Linked DNA regions of Homo sapiens: region 1 is linked to region 2. A link is an interaction called in ENCODE POLR2A ChIA-PET data of the cell type or tissue named here. Cell type or tissue: MCF 10A. All regions are shown on one strand. Links, peaks and the distances in the headings refer to the core of each region. The heading gives the core; the rest is flanking DNA. Region 1 overlaps LINC02054 (long intergenic non-protein coding RNA 2054). Region 2 overlaps THPO (thrombopoietin).

The links. Peaks named below come from ENCODE experiments on the same cell type or tissue, not always from the same donor. Only the 100,000 strongest peaks of a DNase experiment are listed, where the experiment ranks them.
Region 1: POLR2A ChIA-PET joins it to region 2 with 5 read pairs; 7 of 35 experiments call an interaction of 5 or more read pairs at or near these places.

The regions. Positions count from the first base shown.
Region 1 is chr3:184,418,123-184,435,508 of GRCh38, forward strand. It overlaps LINC02054 (long intergenic non-protein coding RNA 2054), which reads left to right. Exons shown (of 4, transcript NR_161199.1): 2 at 4,831-5,010; 3 at 8,470-8,893. Among named protein-coding and RNA genes, the nearest start is that of LINC02054, 25 kb to the left of the region's middle. In MCF 10A, for the core only: no CTCF peak of the experiment used is centred there; a DNase peak (open chromatin) is centred at 8,879.
Region 2 is chr3:184,369,463-184,372,847 of GRCh38, forward strand. THPO (thrombopoietin) reads right to left here. Exons shown (of 6, transcript NM_000460.4): 6 at 2,473-3,385. The coding sequence ends at 3,051. Among named protein-coding and RNA genes, the nearest start is that of THPO, 7.1 kb to the right of the region's middle. In MCF 10A, for the core only: a CTCF peak has its summit at 2,273 (motif pointing right); a DNase peak (open chromatin) is centred at 2,259.

The DNA of each region.
Region 1 (17,386 bases), core at 7,705-10,204, 55 kb after region 2:
ACAGGCCCAGCTCTGCTCTGAGGAGGGAGGAGTGGTGGCGATCAGGCCTTGTCTGCATCCCGTGGCTGCCCCTTTCTTTTCTTTCTTTCTTTCTTTTTCTTTTTTTTTTTTTTTTTGAGATGGAGTCTCACTCTGTTGCCCAGGCTAGAGTGCAATGGCACAGTCTCGGCTCACTGCAACCTCTGCCTCCCAGGTTCAAGCGATTCTCCTGCCTCAGCCTCCCAAGTAGCTGGGATTACAGGCATGCGCCACCACGCCCAGCTAATTTTTGTATTTTTAGTAGAGACGGGGTTTCACCATGTTGGCCAGGCTGGTCTTGAACTGCTGACCTCAGGTGATCCACCCACCTCGGCCTCCCGAAGTGCTGAGATTACAGGCGTGAGCCACCGCCCCCAGACGTGGCCTCCCCTTTCAAAGAATAACCCTCAGCGTGTGTGTGTGTGTGTGTGTGTGTGTGTGTGTGTGTGTGACTGGGGAACACACGGGCTCAGTCTGTTATCCTGAGAGGAAATTCATAGTGAAGCATAAAAGCCCCTGAGTGGGCTGGGGACAGTGGCTCACACCTGTAATCTCAGCACTTTGGGAGGCCAAGGTGGGCAAATCATTTGAGGTCAGGAATTCAAGACCAGCGTGGCCAACATGGTGAGACCCTGTCTCTACTAAAAATACAAAACTTAGCCAGGTGTAGTGGCGCATGCCTGTCGTCACAGCTACTTGGGAGGCTGAGGCAGGAGAATCGCTTGAACCTGGGAGATGGAGGCTGCAGTGAGCCAAGATCCCACCACTGCACTCCAGCATGGGCAACAGAGTGAGACTCCATCTTTAAAAAAAAAAAATGCCTATTGGATTTTAATGAAACCATCTCTCCTCTTTTACCTGAATGAAAGCAGACATGGGACTTTCTACAGGTACGGCAGCCTCACAATTCAGTGCTGGACTTCCAGCCAAGACGGCAGAGTGGGCTCACGCTGTGGCCTCCTCTCTCTGTTCCAAACACACAGCAATCAGGAATAAAATAGAAAAAATGATAAACAAAAGGACATAGTTGGGCCCCAACCAAAATGGCTATCTCTGTGTACCACAAGCAGATCAGAAATGCAAATTGGTGACTGGGGCCAGGGGCCTGCTGGCCTCGGGGTCTGGAAACAGCAGTAGCTGCCAGACACAGAGCTCCTGGTAAGGGAGTTAAAGTGCTCCATGCTACAAAGGGGCCAACAGCCAGGTGTCTGGAAGCCAGGGCTCGGGGAAGGTTCCCTCTGCTTGTGAAAAGAATCGGGGGTGGCGGGGATGGAGTGAGGAAGCCAGCTGTCCACAAATAGCTTGGGGCTTGAGTTGTGGGAAGATGAGGACAGACTCTTGACTAGATGCTGAGCCAAGCCACCCTCTGGCTACGTGCTTGTAGCTGTGGTGTCCTCATGCCACAACAGAGTAGAGCCCTGCAATGCTATTGTAAGACCTCAACTGGGCCTGAGGTCCTAGCTCAGGATAGTTAGAGACAGAGTGAAAAACAGATGTAAAAACAAGGTGGAAAACCCTCCAACTCACTGTAAAGTTGTAAGCCAAAATAGATGAGAAACAATGGTAAGAAAAACAGTCAACAAGGCCGGGCGTGGTGGCTCGTGCCTGTAATCCCAGCACTTTGGGAGGTGAAGGTGGGAGGATCACCTGGGGTCAGGAGTTCAAGACCAGCCTGGCCAACATAGTGAAATCCCATCTTTAGAAAAAAAAAAAAGCAAGAAAGAAAAGCAGTCAACAGAATCACCATGTGGAATATGAGTTCACTGCAGATTAAATTAATTTTGTGAAAGTCTTACAAAGAATTAAAAATGTTTAGGATGCCAAAAATGGCAAATGAAGGCTTAATATCCATTGGAAATTAACAAGACATAAATGAAGGCAGATCAAAATGAAACTAGAACAAGTAGATGTGAAAAGAATCAATTAGAAATCTTAGAAATAGAAAGTTTGTTCATTAAAAGAAAGCTCAGTAGACAGAATAAATGATGCAAAAAGAGAATTATTGAGTTAGAAGACATTACTTAGGAATTAACATGAATACAATACACAAAGATTAAAAAATATAAAAGCAGTTATGAGATATGAAGGACAGCTTGCATGAAGGGCTATGTATGTCTAATAGGAGTTTCAGAGGAAGAGAATAAAGGGAATGGCAGTGAAAAATACATGAGGAAATAGTAGCTGAGAAATTTCCTTGGGGAAATTGCAGAACATCAAGGGCAAAGAGAATAAAACCTTACCATGGACCTGAGAAAAAGACAGATTACTTAAAAAGTAATTTCTGGACCTCAGCAAAGACTGAGGCTGGGGATGAGGGGGTAGTATCTTCAAAGTGCCAATTGGATTTTTATGCCCAGCTAACTTACAGTGGAAATTTAAGACAAAAGGGGCGTTTCGATACATGTAAAGTGCAGCCCCTCATTTAAAGAATTATTATAGGTTATACACTTCAGGAAGAAAAATGAACCAGAAAAAAAGGGGAGAGCACATGAAACACTGTTAAGCATAGAAATAGATAAAACATGTTGATAAATTTAAATGAGTGTTGACTACAACAGAAACTCCTTTATTTTTTATTTATTTATTTTTGAGACCGAGTCTCTGTCACCCAGGCTGGTGTGCAGTTTTGTGATCTCGGCTCACTGCAACCTCTGCCTCCCGAGTTCAAGCAATTCTCATGCCTTGGCCTCCTGAGTGGCTGGGACAGGCCTGGCTAATTTTTGCTTTTTTTTTTTTTGTTTTTTTGAGACGATGTCTTGCTCTGTCTCCAGGCAGGAGTGCAGTGGTGCTATCTCGGCTCACTGCAACCTCCGCCTCCTGGGTTCAAGGAATTCTCCTGTCTCAGCCTCCCGAGTAGCTGGGACTATAGGCACGCACCACCATGCCCAGCTAATTTTTGTATTTTTAGTATAGACGGGGTTTCACCATGTTGGCCAGGATGGTCTCAAACTCCTGACCTCGTGATCCGCCCGCCTTGGCCTCCCAAAGTGCTGGCATTACAGGCGTGAGCCACAGTGCCTGGCCTAATTTTTGCATTTTTAGTAGAGATGGGGTTTCACCATGTTTGTCAGGCTGTTCTTGAACTTCTGACCTCAGGTGATCCACCCTCCTCGGCCTCCCAAAGTGCTGGGATTTACAGGCATGAGCCACCATGACTGGCCAAAAACTCATTTAAACTTCTCATTTTTATTAAAGATATACATATTCATGTTTTTTTAGAACTCAAATAACTCTGCAGGGCTTATGTGGGAGCCAGCTTCTGGTCTGGCCCCAGTGATCCTCACCTCCTGGTGCTCATGCCCTTGTGTCACACCTTTCCACAATGAATAGGGCTGATCTGTGTAACCGGTAGGGTGGTGCAGAAAATAATGGTGTGTGACATCTCAGCTTAAGTGATGACAGACATTGCAGCTTCCACCTGTTTATTATTGTTATTATTGTTATTATTTTTGAGATAGGATCTCACTCTGTCGCCCAGGCTGGAGTGCAGTGGCACAATCGTGGCTCACTGCAGCCTTGACCTCCTGGGTGCAAGCGATCCTCCTGCCTCAGCCACCTGAGTAGCTGGGACTAGAGGTATGTGTCACCACTCCCAGCATATTTTATTGTTGTTTCAATCAGTTATTGTTATTTCAATAGTAATAGAGAACTGATACACTCACTTATGAACATAAATACAAAAGTCATAAATAAAATATGAGCAAAATGAATTAACTAGCCTATTTTTAGAGTTTAATACTAGAATGTAAGAATGTTTAACTTAATTTATGAATACTACTCACCATATTAAAAAATTAAAGGAGAAAATATTGATCATCTTAATAGATGCAGAAAATTCATGTGATAAAAAATTATATCCATTCATGGTAAAACTTAACCAAATTTGGAATAAAAGGAAGCTTTTTGAACATGATAAGGGTTATCTACCAAAAATCACCAGCAAACAAACTCAAATGGCACAAATCTTTTTTTTTTTTTTTTTTTTGAGATGTAGTCTTGCTCTGTCGCCCAGGCTGGAGTGCAGTGGTGCCATCTCAGCTCACTGTAACTTTTGCCTCCTGGGTTCAAGTGATTCTCCTGCCTCAGCCTCCTGAGTAGCTGAGACCACAGGCACCCACCACCAAACCTGGCTAGTTTTTGTATTTTTAGTAGAGATGGGGTTTCACCACATTGGCCAGGCTGGTCTTGAACTCCTGACCTCAGGTGATCTGCCTGCCTTGGCCTTCTGAAGTGCTGGGATTACAGGTGTGAGCCACCACGCCCAGCCCAGAAGCATTCTTTTAAACTCAGGAGTAAAACAAGGATGGCTGTTCTCATCACGTCTTTTCCACATTGGAGAACCTAGCCTATGCAATAATATAAGAAAAATGGTATAAGAATTGGAAAGGAAGAAATCCAAATGTGGCTAACCTCAAAAACATAAAGTTGAGCAAAAAATCACTTTGTATCACTTTGTAAAATGACATACAGAATGTGATACATTTTATATATAGTTTGAAAACGTAATGGGTATGTAGTTACATATATTTTATATAGTATAAACATACAGGAGAAAGATAAATGTCAGAATTCCATAGAGCTGGGTGTTGGGTGCTTGGGTGTCAGATATGTTAGTGTCTTTACTTTTTTGTTTGAAATATTGTAAAAGGAATAACAATCCAGATTTATGTAACTTAGTTAAGAAAGAATGGCCTCTGAGCTCCTTGTGTGTGCAAATTTCATGATTCTAGGGTTCTTGACATCCCTGTCCTGCTATATTGTGAACTCCCTGACCTTAGGGGCATTGTCTTTTTTTGCTCTTTATATTTCTAGGGCCTAGCATGGTATAGATGTTCAACCTGTGTTTGTTGACTGACTGAGTGAATGGAGAAAGAGGGAAATGCAAAAGAAAGAAGGAAAGGAGGAGGATGGATATGAACTCTGAGACAATTCTTTGACTGCCTGCATCTGACATGGACTTGTATGGAAAGAAGCAGATGGGTTTAAGCAAAGGTAGGGAAATTAGCTCAGCTGGACTTCAGGCATGATTAGAGGAAGAAGTCCAGGATGTTTTGTGAGCCTCCCAGTAGAAGGATGGCGTTGATGGCATCACCATCTAGGTAGGGAGCCCAGAAGGACATGCACGTTTAGGAGGATAAGTGCAGTCTAATTTTAGACAGGGCTGTGAGACCTCCAGGTGTAAACATCCAGCTTGTACTAGGATATGTGGGTCTAGTGCTTGCGAGAGAAGCTGGGGCTAGAAATGGAAACTCTATTGTTATAGGAGAAAGGTGATAAGTAGCATGGTAATCCATAAGCTTCTCCAGGGAGAGTGGGGAGGATGAGGAGAGGAGGAGGCTGCTGACAGAGTCGTGGGGAGCATCAACATGTAAGGACTGGGCAGAGGGAAATAACTCAGGTGAGGAGGCTGAGATGAGAATCCAAAGAAGTAGGAGAAGAACAGGAGAGGCAAGGAAAGAAAGCTTCAGGAGAGAGTGAGTTCAGTGGGGTCAGATAAGGAAAAAAGATCAAGAAATATAAAAACTGAAGTGTCCTTTGAATTTGGCAAATGGCGGTCACTTGTGGCCTTTGCTGGAAGAGTTTCATTAGAGAAGTGGGAGGAGAAACAGGTTGTGCTGTGTCATCAGTGGTGGTGAGCTAAATCCAAGTAAATGTGCTAGACTGAATCTCGAAACCCACTTTTTTTCAGATGCCTAGCCTTGAGGGGTGGAGACAGGTTGGCCGATGAGATCATGGGGTGGATTTGGGGGATAGGAAATAGTTGACTCAATAAACTAAGAGAAGGAATCTGAAGACAGATTTAATTGTGGGAGAGGCCAGGTATGGTGGCTCATGCCTGTAATCCCAGCACTTTGTGAGGCCAAACCAGGAGAATCACTTGAGGCCAGGAGTTTGGGACCAACCTGGGCAACACAGTGAGACCCCTATCTCTAAAAAAAAAAAAAATTGTGGGAGAAAGGGGAGATAATGGATGAATAAGGTTTTGGAGGAAATGGAAGAATGTACAAATACCAGCAATACTGATTAGTCCTGCTAATACTGGTGCTAGCAAACACTTACAGAGCCCCTTCTATGTGCTGAGAGCTTTTCTAAGTACTTAACATACATTTGGCTCATTTAATCTTTTTTTTTTTTGAGACAGAATCTTGCTCTGTTGCCCAGACTGGAGTGCAGTGGTTCAATCTCAGCTCACTGCAACCTCTGCCTCCAAGGTCAAGGGATTCTTGTGCCTCAGCCTCCTGAGTAGCTGGGATTACAGGTGCCTGCCACCATGCCTGGCTAATTTTTGTATTATTATTAATTTTTTTTTGAGACAGAGGCTTCACTCTTGTTGCCCAGACTGGAGTGCAATGGTGCCATCTCAGCTCACCACAACCTCTGCCTCCTGGGTTCAAGTGATTCTCCCGCTTCAGCTTCCCAAGTAGCTGAGATTACAGGCATGTGCCACCACGCCCAACTGATATTGTATTTTTAGTAGAGACAGGGTTTCTCCATGTTGGTCAGGCTGGTCTCGAACTCCCGACCTCAGGTGATCTGCCCACCTTGGCCTCCGAAAGTGCTGGGATTACAGGCGTGAGCCACCGCGCCCGGCTTAATTTTTGTATGTTTAGTAGAGACAGGGTTTCACTATGTTGGCCAGGCTGGTCTCAAACTCCTGACCTCAAGCAATCTACCTGCCTCAGCCTCCCAAAGTGCTGGAATTACAGGCGTGAGCCACAGCACCCAGCCTCATTTATTCTTTCTAACAATCCTATGAGGTAGGTGCTGTAATCACCTAATTTTACAGTTGAGGAAACAGAGGCACTGAGAAGTGAAGTAATTACCATCATTACCATGTATTGAGCTCTTTCTCTTTTCTTTTTCTTTTTTTTTTTTGAGATGAAGTCTCACCCTGTCACCCAGGCTGGAGTGCAGTGGTGTGATCTTGGCTCACTGCAGCCTCTGCCTCCCGGGTTCAAGCGATTCTCCTGCCTCAGCTTCCCAAGTAGCTGGGACTACAGGTGCACACCACCATGCCCGGCTAATTTTTGTATTTTTTTTTAGTAGAGATGGGGTTTCACCATGTTGGCCAGGCTGGTCTTGAACTCCTGACCTCAGGTGATCTGCCCACCTCGGCCTCCCAAAGTGCTGGGATTACAGGCATGAGCCACTGTGCCCAGCCGAGCTCTTTGTATTGATAAGGTACTACATGAAGAATTCACAAGTCTTACTCCTGACAACTCTGCGATGTATTCGGAGATGAGTTTTACATAGCAGGTAGAGCAAGGACACGGTGAGAGGCAGTGAGAACACAGATGGAGAGTTTGCCTCAGGCTCTGATTCTAGAGGGAGGGATGGATGTGGGTTCAGAGACGGTTGTGGACTTCAGGGAGGGAGGGGGAGAAAGCAGTAGGAATTTGAGGCAGTTCAGGGCAATGGGTTTGATTTCTTTGGTAACGTAGAGAAGGAACACATTTATTGTAGAAAACACAGGTAGTGATAAAAGAAAACAAGAGTATTTTAATATCAATCCCTTGTCACAACCACTCTTAACATTTTGCTGTGTTTCTTTCCAGAACTTTTTTTTTTCCGAGATAGAGTCTTGCTCTGTCTTACCCACGCTGGAGTGCAGTGGCAAGATCCTGGCTCACTGAAGCCTCCACCTCCCCAGTTCAAGCGATTCTCCTGTCTCAGACTCCCGAGTAGCTGGGATTACAGGCACGTGCCACCACACGGGCTAATTTTGTATTTTTAGTAGAGATGGGGTTTCACAATGTTGGACAGGCTGGTCTCGAACTGCTGACCTCAGGTGATCCACCCGCCTTGGCTTCCCAAAGTTCTGGGATTACAGGCACGAGCCACCATGCCAGGCCTCTTTCCAGAACTTTCTTTAAGAATCCATATGCAAGTGTATATGCATAACAGAGAGAGGTCAGTCCTTCCTTCTGATGGAGAGGTTAAGAGTCAAAATAAACAGACCCAGAAGCTGGGGGTGGGGTGGGAGTAGGGCCTCCTGGCATCACTGAGGGGAGCATGTAGCAGATGGGTGCCCAGTGAGTGGCCCAGTTGTCTGAGGAAAATGGTGTGGGGTATGAAGACTCCCTTTGTGTTTAGAGCATGTAGAAGACCAGCCCGCAGGTCCCTGAGAGAGGATATAGGAGAGATGGAGGTGAGTGGCTATGACTGCAAGAAGGGGAAGGGGCTGGACTTTGTCCTGCCCCCATACCTGTGGGTCAGCCTTGGGACCCTCTTTGACCCTTCGAAGAACCCACAGGAATCGATGGAGCCAAGCACCCAGGCTGCGCCTTTACCTTTCAGGCCTGTTCTCCAGAAGCAAGATCACTGCTTTGATGAAGATGGGCTCCTGCTGTCCAGGCCCTTCACTTAATAATGTATTGTAAATCTTAATAATGTATTGTAAATCTTAATAATGTATTGTAAATCTTGTAAATCTTTTTCCATTTCATTCAGTGTTTGCTGCGCATCAGGATGTTTGGTGGACATTCCATTGTGGATGGACCCTGGCTTCTTGCCCAACCGCTTATGTTGGAAATGCCCACCAGACTGGACCTCCCTGGAGACCAAACGCAGCCCATCTTGGGAGCTGGCCAGTGCCACATCCTCCCCCTCTTGCAGGGACCAGCTGAGTCAGTTGCTCCATCTCGCACCTCTCAACACCTTCCTGTGTGGCACTGGACCACCTGTGGAAGCCCTGGCATGCCTTGCTACCATAGCTCGCAGAAGTTATGGAGAAAAGGAGGCCCACACAGACTGAGAAAACACCAAGGCGAGGGCATGGCTGGGATCCCAGCGCAGGATCCCCGTTCTTCTGCAGTCACAGTCTTGGCTGAACTGAGCCCTTTCCTCCCAGTGTTTGGCTTGGATGCTAGACCAGGTGAGTCAGCCGTCCTGGCGCACTCTTTTGAGCTGAAAGTCACATCCAGATGGGGCTCTTGCCAGAAGGGCAGAATTATCGATCTCGTCTTCCCAGCCCGCTCTCTGAAACTAGGTCCCAGAACGTGTCCTGTGGGGAAGTGGGCAATGACAAGCCATAGGAGCTGACATAGATCAGCTCTAAGTAGCACGGAGCCTCTCATAGTCACCCAGGGTCTGGGCCCTCAAGCGAGAGACACACTTCTCTATGTGTCCTCAGATTCTTGGGCTTGAGCATGCACCTCCCAGAGGATGCCAGATAGACCTGGTTGGAATCCCAGCTTCATCACTGGCCAGTTGGGTGACCTTGGCCTTACCTCTCTGGGCCCTCAGAGATGAATTATTCTCATCTTAAAAATGGAAAATGTTGTCTGAGCTTATGAAGATAAAAAGGTCAATGCATATAAATAGAATAATAGGGCCTTAAAATTTCCACTAGACACTAATATGCACCATAGATGTGAAGATCCAAAGTGAGAGCCCGAGTCACCTTATGGAAGATTTTCTATGGAAATGCCAAAAAATCTGATCCAAGACTTTGAAACCCCTTTCCCACTTTGAGACACTGAAAATGTAGACAGACAGGTGATGGGAGGATGTTGTATGGCGGACGTCCTTGAAGAAAGCTGTGCTGTGAGTCCCATCCTGGGGACAGGTGAGCTCCTGCTCCCTTACCTCACACTTGGTAAGGGTGAGTGTCTGTGGGGCAGCTTCTTTAAGAGTCTAACATGAGGCCAGGTGTGGTGGCTCACACCTGTAATCCTAGCACTTTGGGAGGCCAAGCCGGGCAGATCATGAGGTCAGGAGTTCGAGACCAGCCTGGCCAACATGGTGAAACCCCATCGGTACTAAAAATACAAAAATTAGCTAGGTGCGGTGGCACACGCCTGTAATCCCAGCACTTTGGGAGGCCAAGCCAGGCGGATCATGAGGTCAGGAATTCTAGACCAGCCTGGCCAACATGGTGAAACCCCATCTCTACTAAAAATAAAAAAATCAGCTGGGCATGGTGGCAGGCACCTGTAATCCCAGCTACTCGGGAGGCTGAGGCAGGAGAATCACTTGAACCCAGGAGGCGGAGGTTGCAGTGAGCTGAGATTGCGCCACTGCACTCCAGCCCGGATGACAGAGTGAGACTCCGTCTCAAAAAAGAAAAAGAAAAAACAGAGCCTAACATGAGACCCCTACAACTGGGGAGCGGGGTGGCCTGGGGTCTAGTTTCACCTGGGAAATCTGGAAGGTGACAGGAGGGCTCACCAGCTGCTCTGGTGGGGCTGCTGCCACCTCACTGGGACCAGCCTGCACCCTCAGAGTTTTTTCTGGGGTAGGGAGGCAGGAGAGTTTCTTCTGAACAGACGTAGGTCCTGTGGCAGAGAGAGCCTGCAAGGACTCCCTGTCTTGAGTCTATGTAGAGGGATCCTAGCGGGAGAAGGTTGGAACTGAATGCCCATGGGCTGAGGATGGGGTCTCAGATGACCACCCGAAATGAGATTGGACTTGAGACACATCCATAGATAAAAGAGGATTTTGGGAGAAAGGCTGAGGCGGCACTCAGCCGGTAACTTGAGTGGAGGGGGTGTAAAATCACTCCATGAAAAAGAGGCAAAATTTAACATCTGCCTGCCAAGACAGTCTGAAGCCAATTCTATGGTAACTGGCTCGGGGAGGCCAAGTGGAACGAGAGAGAAGACAAAGCCCTCTCCATTGTGTCCACTGGAGGTTCCCAGCTGGCCAGGCACAAGCTGGGGGAAGAGAGAAGGATGTAAGGTAAAAATAAGCTCAGAGTTTTGATGAATACCTCACATTAAAGTTCCAATTTCTGGCTTGAGACTGCGTTTGCAACTAAAAGCAACCACAGACTATTCTAAGCATGAGCAGAAAAATCTCAGGCCTGCTGAAATTGGCATCCAGGCTGGGGAGGGTGTCCTATTCTGAATAATTATGGTGCAAAGAAATAGCACACTGGTTACTTAAGGCTCAGCAGCTTGGCAGCTGGGACACGCACAGCAATAGCTCTTTGTTTCACTGCCCCAGTCACCTGATGGTCTTTGGTTCACAGACTACTCTTTCTCTAGCTCATAGATTATTCCTTGAAGGATGTTTGTCTGAATATCAAGGTCAAGTTCTCTTAGCAAACGCCACTTCTTACCACTGATTATCTTGAGCCTAATTTCCCTAGAAGTCAGATGGGCCGGGTGTGGTGGCTCACACCTGTAATCCCAGCACTTTGGGAGGCTGAGGCGGGCAGATCACCTGAGGTCAGGAGCTCAAGACCAGCCTGGCCAACATGGTGAAACCCTGTCCCTACTAAAAATACAAAAATTAGCCATGGCAGTGGGAGCCTGTAATCCTAGCTACTCAGGAGGCTGAGGCAGGAGAATCACTTGAACCCGGGAGGCGGAGGTTGTTGTGAGCCAAGATCGCGCCATTGCACTCCAGCCTGGGCAACAGAGCAAAACTCCGTCTCAAAAACAAAAACAAAGAAGTCAGATAACCTCCCTGATGGATACTATCCTGAGAGAGAGAAGAACATGCCATGTTTTTTTCTCTGTTCCAGACAGCGGCAGTGCTACCCAAGAATCAGGCCAGGAGATGGAACCAGGCAGGCTGGCTTCTGCCTCTTAGAAGTCATGTGGCCCCATGGACAGACTTAAGCTCTCTGCCCTACTAGCTGGTCATCTGTAAAACAGTTGATAGTAATAATGTGTATCTCATAGGGTTAAGAGTATGTAATAAAATTATCTATTAGGTTCAACCCTAGAAATCCCTAACATTCAACCATTTTTTACTCTACAAAAATAGCAGTTTCTAATGATTCATCCAAATATGTAAACAATGCTTTGCAACCTCTCCATTGCTAGTTATTGTGTTAGACAAAACAAAACAGCAGTAACAACAAAATGTTTCCATCCGTGCTCCGAATAATGAGTCTCCAGAATTCTGTTTCCAGGAATGTCTCAAGGAGCCTGGTGAGTTGTAAAGCAGCCACGATCGACAGCTCAAGACCTGTGAATGCTCAAGACCTTCCTGGTTTCCTTGCTAGATTTTCCCAGTGCCCAGAGAGCTCACTGTCTCTCTTCTGGGCCTCACTGCAAAAACAAGCACAACCTGTGCCTCAAACACAAAAAACTCTCAATCATATTCTGAAATTTCACTACACTGCATCTCAATGGATGTTTATTGCATTCATCCTGCTTAACATCAAGTGCACCCTCTCAATTCTAAAGACTCGCATTTTTCTTTGGGTTTGAGAAATATTCATTTATTCTTTTTGTTTTTTGAGAATGGGTCTCACTCTGTCACCCAGGCTGGAGTGCAGTGGCGCCATCATGGGTCACTGCAGCCTCAACCTCCCAGGCTCAAGCAATCCTCCCACCTCAGCCTCCCAAGTAGCTGGGATTACAGGCACAAGCCACCACACCCAGCGTTTTGTTTTTTTTTTGTAGAAATGAGGTCTTGCTGTGTTGCCCAGGCTTGTCTTGAACTTCTGGCCTCAAGGGATTCTCCTTTCTTGGCTTCCCAAAGTGTTGGGATCACAGCCTTGAGCCAGCACGCCTGGCCTATTCATCTATTCTTTAAAAACTATATCACTCGGGCCAGGCGTGGTGGCTCACGCCTGTAATCCCAGCACTTTGGGAGGCTGAGGCGGATGGATCATGAGGTCAGGAGATCGAGACTAACACGGTGAAACCCCATCTTTACTAAAAATACAAAAAATTAGCTGGACGTGGTGGTGGGCGCCTGTAGTCTCAGCTACTCGGGAGGCTGAAGCAAGAGAATGGCGTGAACCTGGGAGGCGGAGCTTGTGGTGATCTGAGATGGGGCCACTGCACTCCAGCCTGGGTGACAGAGCAAGACTCTGTCTCAAAAAAAAAAAAAAAATGTGTGTGTATATATATATACACATTATATATATATACATTATATATATATACATTATATATATATATACACATTATATATATATATGGCTTGTCAGGTTGATAAATTTGACTATATAAAAATTAAAAACTTGTGTATGAGAAAAGACTATATAAATGCAATAGAAAAAAGAGTTAAAGAGGAAGTTCACAGAAAAAGTGTCCCAAATGTCTAATAGACCGTGAAGGATAATCAGCCTTAGCAGAAATCAGGGTCATGCAAATTAAAATTATAGTGAGGTATAATTTCTCACCTATGAAATTGGAAAAGCTAAAAAGTCTGAAAATAATAAGTATTGGTGAGGATAAGGAAAATAGGAAGAGCTGTATACTGCTCGTGGAAGTATAAATAGAAGAGTAATTTGGCAGAATCTAGTAAAATAGGAAATGTGCAAATCCTATCATTTTGTAATTTTTCTAGATATACACTTGGAGAAACCTTCATCTATGTGCAGAAGGCAATATGTACTATTATTATATTGTTTCATTGTTTCGTGATGGTAAAAATTTGGAACTACTGCATAAGTCCATCTATAAATAAAGCACTATATAAAAATGTGGTATAGTTAGTTGTACAGTGAAATGTTCTATAGCAGTGTGCAGAAATTAACTGGCTGTTTATAAATGTGGAGAAAGCCAAAACTTATAGTGCTGAGTGAAAATAGCTAGTTGCAGAACCCTACATACAGTATGTTATTACTTAAAGCCACATACAAAGGCATCATATATATTATATACATTCTTATACTGTGTATTGTATTGGAAAAGTATATACAAATTTATGATGGTGGTTGCTGCCCTAAGGGAAAGGGAGGAGATTGGGGTCAGTAAGACCATTAGCCTTGTTTGTAATGTTTTATTTCTTTTAAAACATTAATTGAGCTGGGCACAGTGGTTCATGCCTGTAATCCCAGCACTTTGGGAGGCCAAGGCAGGAGGATCACCTGAGGTCTGGAGTTCGAGACCAGCCTGGCCAACATGGTGAAGCCCTGTCTCTACTAAAAACTCAAAAATTAGCTGGGCATGGTGGTGTGCATCTGTAACCCCAGCTATATGGGAGGCTGAGGCACGAGAATCGCTTGATCCCAGGAGGTGGAGGTTTCAGTGAGCCGAGATCATGCTACCGCACTCCAGCCTGGGTGACAGAGTGAGACTCGGTCTCATGAAAAAAAAAAATTAATTGAAGCACATGTAGTAAAACAATAAATTGTCAGTATTGATTGGTGGTAACATAGTATTATATTATTTGCTGTTCTATTTTGTAACTTTAACATTTAAAAAATTCTATTCTGTTTTCTTCTTCTGGAACATCCATTAGAGGGATGTTGGAACTTCAGAATGTATTTTTCATATCTCTTAAATATATTAATTTATATTTTTCTTTTCTCATGCTGCATTCCAGAAGGGTCTCTCAGCTCAATTTTCCAGCTCAGTAATTCTTTTTATCTAACCTCTTTTTTGTTTTCCTTTTATAATACTGTTTTTATCATATTGTTAAAATAGTCACTGGTCAGTGTTTGTGTTTACAAAACCATTTTTGTTAAGACTTTGTCCCCTCTTTTGTCTGTCTATGTGAAGATGTTAGGAAGAAATGAAGCCGGCCAGGCGCAGTGGCTCACGCCTGTAATCCCAGCACTTTGTGAGGCCGAGGGGGGCAGATCACAAGGTCAGGAGTTTGAGACCATCCTGACCGATATGGTGAAACCCTGTCTCTACTAAAAATACAAAAATTAGCCAGGTGTTGTGGCTCATGCCTGTAATCCCAGCTACTGAGGAGGCTGAGGCAGGAGAATCACTTGAACCTGGGAGGCAGAGGTTGTAGAAAGCCGAGATTGCACCACTGCACTCCAGCCTGGGTGACAGAGTGAGACTCCATCTCAAAAAAAAGAAAGAAATGGTCTACCTCATATATACACACACACACATACACACACACACACACACACACACATAGCTATATGCTTATTAGAATGTCCAAGATAATAATTTAAAAAATGAACAATACAAAGAAATGGTCACAGGAACTCTGAAATACTGCTCAAGGGTATGCAAAATGATATGGTCATTTTTTTTTTAAATTTTACTTTAAGTTCTGGGATACATGTGCAGAACATGCAGGTTTGTTACATAGGTATACATGTGCCATGGTGGTTTGCTGCACCTATCAACCCATCATCTAGGTTTTAAGCCCCACATGCATTAGATATTTGTCCTAATGCTCTCCCTCCCCTTTCCCCCCACCCACCAACAGGCCGTGGTGTGTGATGTTCCCCTCCCTGTGTCCATGTGTTCTCATTGTTCAACTCCCACTTATGAGTGAGAAAATGTGGTGTTTGGTTTTCTGTTCCTGCGTTAGTTTGCTGAAGATGATGGTTTACAGCTTCATCCAGGTCCCTGCAAAGGACATGAGCTCATTCTTTTTTATGGCTGCATAGTATTCCATGGTGTATATGTACCACATTTTCTTTATCCAGTCTATCATTGATGGGCATTTGGGTTGGTTCCAAGTCTTTGCTATTGTAAATAATGCTGCAAAAAAGTATGTGTGCATGTGTCTTTATAGTAGAATGATTCATATTCCTTTGGGTATATACCCAGTAATGGGATTGCTGGGTCAAATGGTATTTCTGGTTCTAGATCCTTGAGGTATTTCCACACTGTCTTCCACAGTGATTGAACTAATTTACACTCCCACCAACAGTGTAAAAGCCTTCCTATTACTTCACATCCTCACCAGCATCTGTTGCTTCCAGACTTTTTAATGATCGCCATTCTAACTGGCATGAGAAGGTATCTCATTGTGGTTTTGATTTGCATTTCTCTAATGACCAGTGATGATGAGCTTTTTTTCATATGTTTGTTGGCCGCATAAATGTCTTCTTTTGAGACGTGTCTGTTCATATCCTTCACCTACATTTTTTTTTTTTGAGATGGAGTTTTTGCTCTTGTCATCCAGGCTGGAGTGCGATGGCATGATCTCGGCTCACTGCAACCTCCGCCTCCCCAGTTCAAGCGATTCTCCTGCCTCAGCCTCCCGAGTAGCTGGGATTACAGGCACCCACCATCATGCCCAGCTAATTTTGTATATTTAGTAGAGACGGGGTTTCTCCATATTGGTCAGGCTGGTCTTGAACTCCCAACCTCAGGTGATCCACCCGCTTCAGCCTCCCAAAGTGTTGGGATTACAGACGTGAGCCACCACGCTGGCCGTCTAACCTCCACCTCCATTTGTTTAAAAAAAATTTGTTTTCTAACCTCCTTCTTTTTAAAAAAAGAAAAAATTTGTCATAGAAGACTTAATATTAGATCTCTCCCCTTAACTAATTTCTAAGTGTGCAGTACCTAACTGTTGACTAGAGATTCGATGTTGCACAGCAGATCTCTAGAGCTTATTCATCTCGCTTGACTGAACCCTGATGCCTACTGGTTAGTAAGTCCCCAGTCCCTGGTAACTGCCATTCCACTCTTAGATTCCATAAATTTCACCATTTTAGACATCTCATATAAGTGGAATCATGCAGTTTGTCCTGTGACAGGATTTTTTTTCACTTAGCCTAATGTCCTCAAGCTTTATCCATTTTGTCACATATTGAAGAATGTCCTTTTTTTTTTTTTTTTTTTTTTTTTTGAGATGGAGTCTCACTCTGTCACCCAGGCTGGAGTGCAGTGGTGTGATCTCGGCTCACTGCAACCTCCGCCTCCAGGTTCAAGTGATTCTTCTGCCTCAGCCTCCTGAGTAGCTTGGACTACAGGCATGCGCCACCACGCCTGGCTAATTTTTGTATTTTTAGTAGAGATGGGGTTTCACCATATTGTCCAGGCTGGTCTCGAACTCCTGACCTCATGATCCACCTGCCTCGGCCTCCCAAAGTGTTGGGATTACAGGCGTGAGCCACTGTGCCCGGCCAGAATGTCCTTCTTTTTAAAGGTTTAATAGTATTTCACTATATGTATATACCACATTCTCCTCATATATTCATCTGTCAATAGACATTAAGGTTGTTTCTACATCTTGCCTATTGTGAATAGTGCTGCAGTGAACGTAAGAGTGCTAATATCTCTTTAAGATCCCGATCTCAATTCCTCTGGGTAAATATCCAGAAGTAGGATGCTGGATTATATGGCGGTTCTAGTTCTAATATTTTGAGAAACCTCCATACTGTTTTTCATAGTGGCTGCACCTGCAACATTTTGCATTACCATCAACTGTGTGCAAGAGTTCTGATTTTTCTACAACCTTACTAACACTTGTCTTTTTATTTTATTTTATTTTATTTTGAGACAGAGTCTCGCTCTGTCACCCAGGCTGGAGTGCAGTAGCATGATCTCGGCTCACTGCAAGCTCCGCCTCCCAGGTTCACACCATTCTCCTGCCTCAGCCTCCCGAGCTGGGACTACAAGCGCCCGCCACCATGCCCAGCTAATTTTTTGTATTTTTAGTAGAGACGGGGTTTCACTGTGTTCGTCAGGATGGTTTCGATCTCCTGACCTCATGATCCGCCCACCTTGGCCTCCCAAAGTGCTGGGATTACAGG
Region 2 (3,385 bases), core at 886-3,385:
GGGTTGAAAATGAATGGCCTCAGCAGGGAGGAGGAAGAGGTGTTTCTTTTACCTTACTATGGGTAGAGTAGGGGGAGGGAGTTGGGATGAATTTTTATGAAATCCTAGAACCTTTCCATGGGGTGGGTTTTTTTGTGGGGTTGGAGAACGACAAATGAGAGTGAGACAAACGAATTACAAGTAATAGTGTGTAGGTTATCATAGACTGTCCTGGCGGTCTTGGGGTAGCAGAAGAAAGAGAACTGGTAGAGCATTGAATAGGGATAGGAGTGTTCTGGTTGTAATTGTTTTTTTGTGTTAGTGGGAAGAAGGGATGGGACCAACCAGACTGATTTGGGAATGGGTTAGATTTGTAATAGGGCAGGTAAGTTCACACTGGAGAAGCCCATGAGTTACTCGCATTTGCCCACAAGTGGAGTAAGTCACATACCAATACCAGATGCCTGGAAGTTTCTGGTGACATTTGCAGTTTTGACATTCTATTTCTTTTTTTCTTTTTTTTGAAATGGAGTTTCGCTCTTGTTGTCCAGGCTGGAGTGCAATGGCGCGATCTCGGCTCACCACAACTTCTGCCTCCCGGGTTCAAGCGATTCTCCTGCCCCAGCCTTCCGAGTAGCTGGGATTACAGGCATGTGCCACCATGCTCAGCTAATTTTGTATTTTTAGTAGAGACGAGGTTTCTCCATGTTGGTCAGGCCAGTCTCAAACTCCCAACCTCAGGTGATGCACCACCATGCCCAGCTAATTTTGTATTTTTTAGTAGAGATGGAGTTTCTCCATGTTGGTCAGGCTGGTCTCGAACTCCCGACCTCAGGTGATCCGCCTGCCTCGGCCTCCCAAAGTGCTGGGTGTGAGCCACCATACCTGGCCCTAAAGTTTTGCCATTCTTGTCTCTCATCTGTCTGTGCTGGGAACCCATCATTCTCTGGTTCTATTGGTGTATCGTGTCCTAGGTGCTGGCACTTTCATGTGCTATAAAGTGTTTCATTTGATTATTAAATTTAACCCAGCTCAATATGTCAGTAAGTTAGTTTCCACTTAACATTCCCTTGACTGCATGCTGGAATTTGTAGTATGAATGAACTACTTCTCTTCCATGCAGAAACTGACAGCATTTGAGATTTGGACAACATTTTTGAGCTTTGTGCATTTGTTGATTCCTTCTCTAGGAAAACTATTCTGTCCGTGAAGGGAGAGAGGGACATGGGAAGATGTCTAAATTGGTCACCTCCACTAAGAACTTTGGTTTTCTACTCAGAACTCTTTTTTTTTTTTGAGATGGAGTCTCACTCTGTTGCCCAGGCTGGAGTGCAGTGGCGCGATCTTGGCTCACTGCAACCTCCATCTCCCGGGTTCAAGACTACAGGCGCTTGCCACCACACTCGGCTAATTTTTCATATTTTTAGTAAAGGCAGGGTTTCACCGTGTTGGCCAGGATGGCCTTGATCTCCTGACCTTGTGATCCGCCTGCCTTGGCCTCCCAAAGTGCTGGGATTACAGGCGTGAGCCACCGCGCCCGGCCTCAAAACTCTAACTGTTACTCCTTAAGGACTTGTATGTCTTTCCCAGTAAACAGAATCATTAAATGACATATAGGACAGTGTACCACACTGGAGAGAGTATGGACCCTAGAGTGAGGTCAGACTAGGGTGTTTCTTCTCCTGCCCACAGGGCGTGTAACCACTGATAACTCACCTGGCTTCTCTGAGCCTCAGTTTCCTCATCTCTAAAACAGAAAAGATAATACCTACCTTACAGAGTTGTGTGAATGTTACAAAAGGTAAAGTACACGAGGTTCCTAGCACATTGCCTTTCATTCTGCTGCTTTGGAATGCCTTTGGTGACCCTGGGGTATTTGTGGCAGTGTTTGGGTTTCTGGGTTCCTGGCTCCTCTACCTCCGTGGTAGCCTTTCCTTCCTCAGGGGTCGGGGAGAGGAAGAAGCTTCCACTAGTTTTCCTACAGGAACCTCTGGAGGTAGCAGGTTGATTTTTGCAGTGGAATTTGTGTTTTTGTGCAACACAAACCTTTTCCTGAGCACCAAGGCAGCACTTATTTGCAAAGCCCCATAAGCCTGACTCCTTTTTAGAGATCCCCTAGCAGAGTTTATGGTGGTCACACAGAGCTGCTTTTTAGATGCATTTGCGGGAACTGGGAAATGAGCCTTCAACTTGTACTTGACTTGTACTTGTTCTCCTGCTGTGTGAGCTCAAGGAGCCTGACTCATGCCACTTCCTGCACTTCCTCCTGACCTCCACAGGAGGGAGGCAGGCGTCCATGCCTGGCAAAGCCTCCTGCTGAGCTGCCAAAGCTCTAGCTGTTTGCTCAGCTGTCACATCCAGGTCCTGTCTTTACTGAACTGTCTACACAGCCTTACCTGGGGTGTGAGGCTCTCCAAGGCTTCCTGTTAGCTTTTTTGTTTGGGGTGGCAGGGTGAGGGGGATCTATTGCCACCCTCGAAGAACATCTTTCCCTTGCTTTTTAGGGAGCTTTTCGGCGCTCCCATTTATTCCTTATACAGGCTCAGTTTTGTCTAGTGTATAGGGACAGCATTTCTGAGAGAAAGCTTATTCATTTCTCAAGAGTAAAGATCTGTTAAGAATATGGGATCAGAGTCCCACTGAGAATGATAGTAAAGGGGATGGGGGCGTTGGAAGGCCTTGAATTTGAAGCAAAGGAAATTACCCTTTCTCTGTTTTCTGACTCAAGGTTAGTCTCTCCCTCTGTTCAACTGCCAGGCCAGCCCAGGCCTTTGCAGAGTTATCACAGAAAAAGAGCATGTAGAGAATCAGTGAGTTGCAAATTTCTGCAGAAAATAGACCAAAGAGCTAGCTGCTCTGATGAGTATTGCTGATAGCTTAAAAAAATAGCTTCTGAAGGTTTATAATGTACAGTGAAAAATGATTCCCTTTTCAGTCCTGTGTATCCCTTTTACCAGGGCTTTGGGTTTCAGGAGAAAGTAGGAAATCTTGTCCAGTTGTCTCCCAGGGGCGCCCTGCAGGGAAGGGAGCTGTACACGAGACAATGCTGATGTCGGCAGTGTCTGAGAACCTTACCCTTCCTGAGACAGATTCTGGGAGTGGGTGTAGGATGTGTTTAGAAGAGGGCTGGTAGGGGTGGGCGTTGGAGCAGAAGGGTCAGGAAGCAGGGGGTGGAGCTGGACCACAGGGGTGGGCAAGGTGGGTGGAAGAGGGAAGAGCGTATACTGTCCAGTAGGAGGATGGGTTGGGGAAGGAGAATATCCAGGCTGGAGGTTGGGTGGCAGGGAGCCTGTGTCTGATGTTCCTGAGGAAATGTCCGGGGCTCCTAGGGTCCTGCGTGAGGGTCCAGGAAAGAGTCCACGAGTTCCATTCAAGAGTTCGTGTATCCTGTTCAGGTATCCGGGGA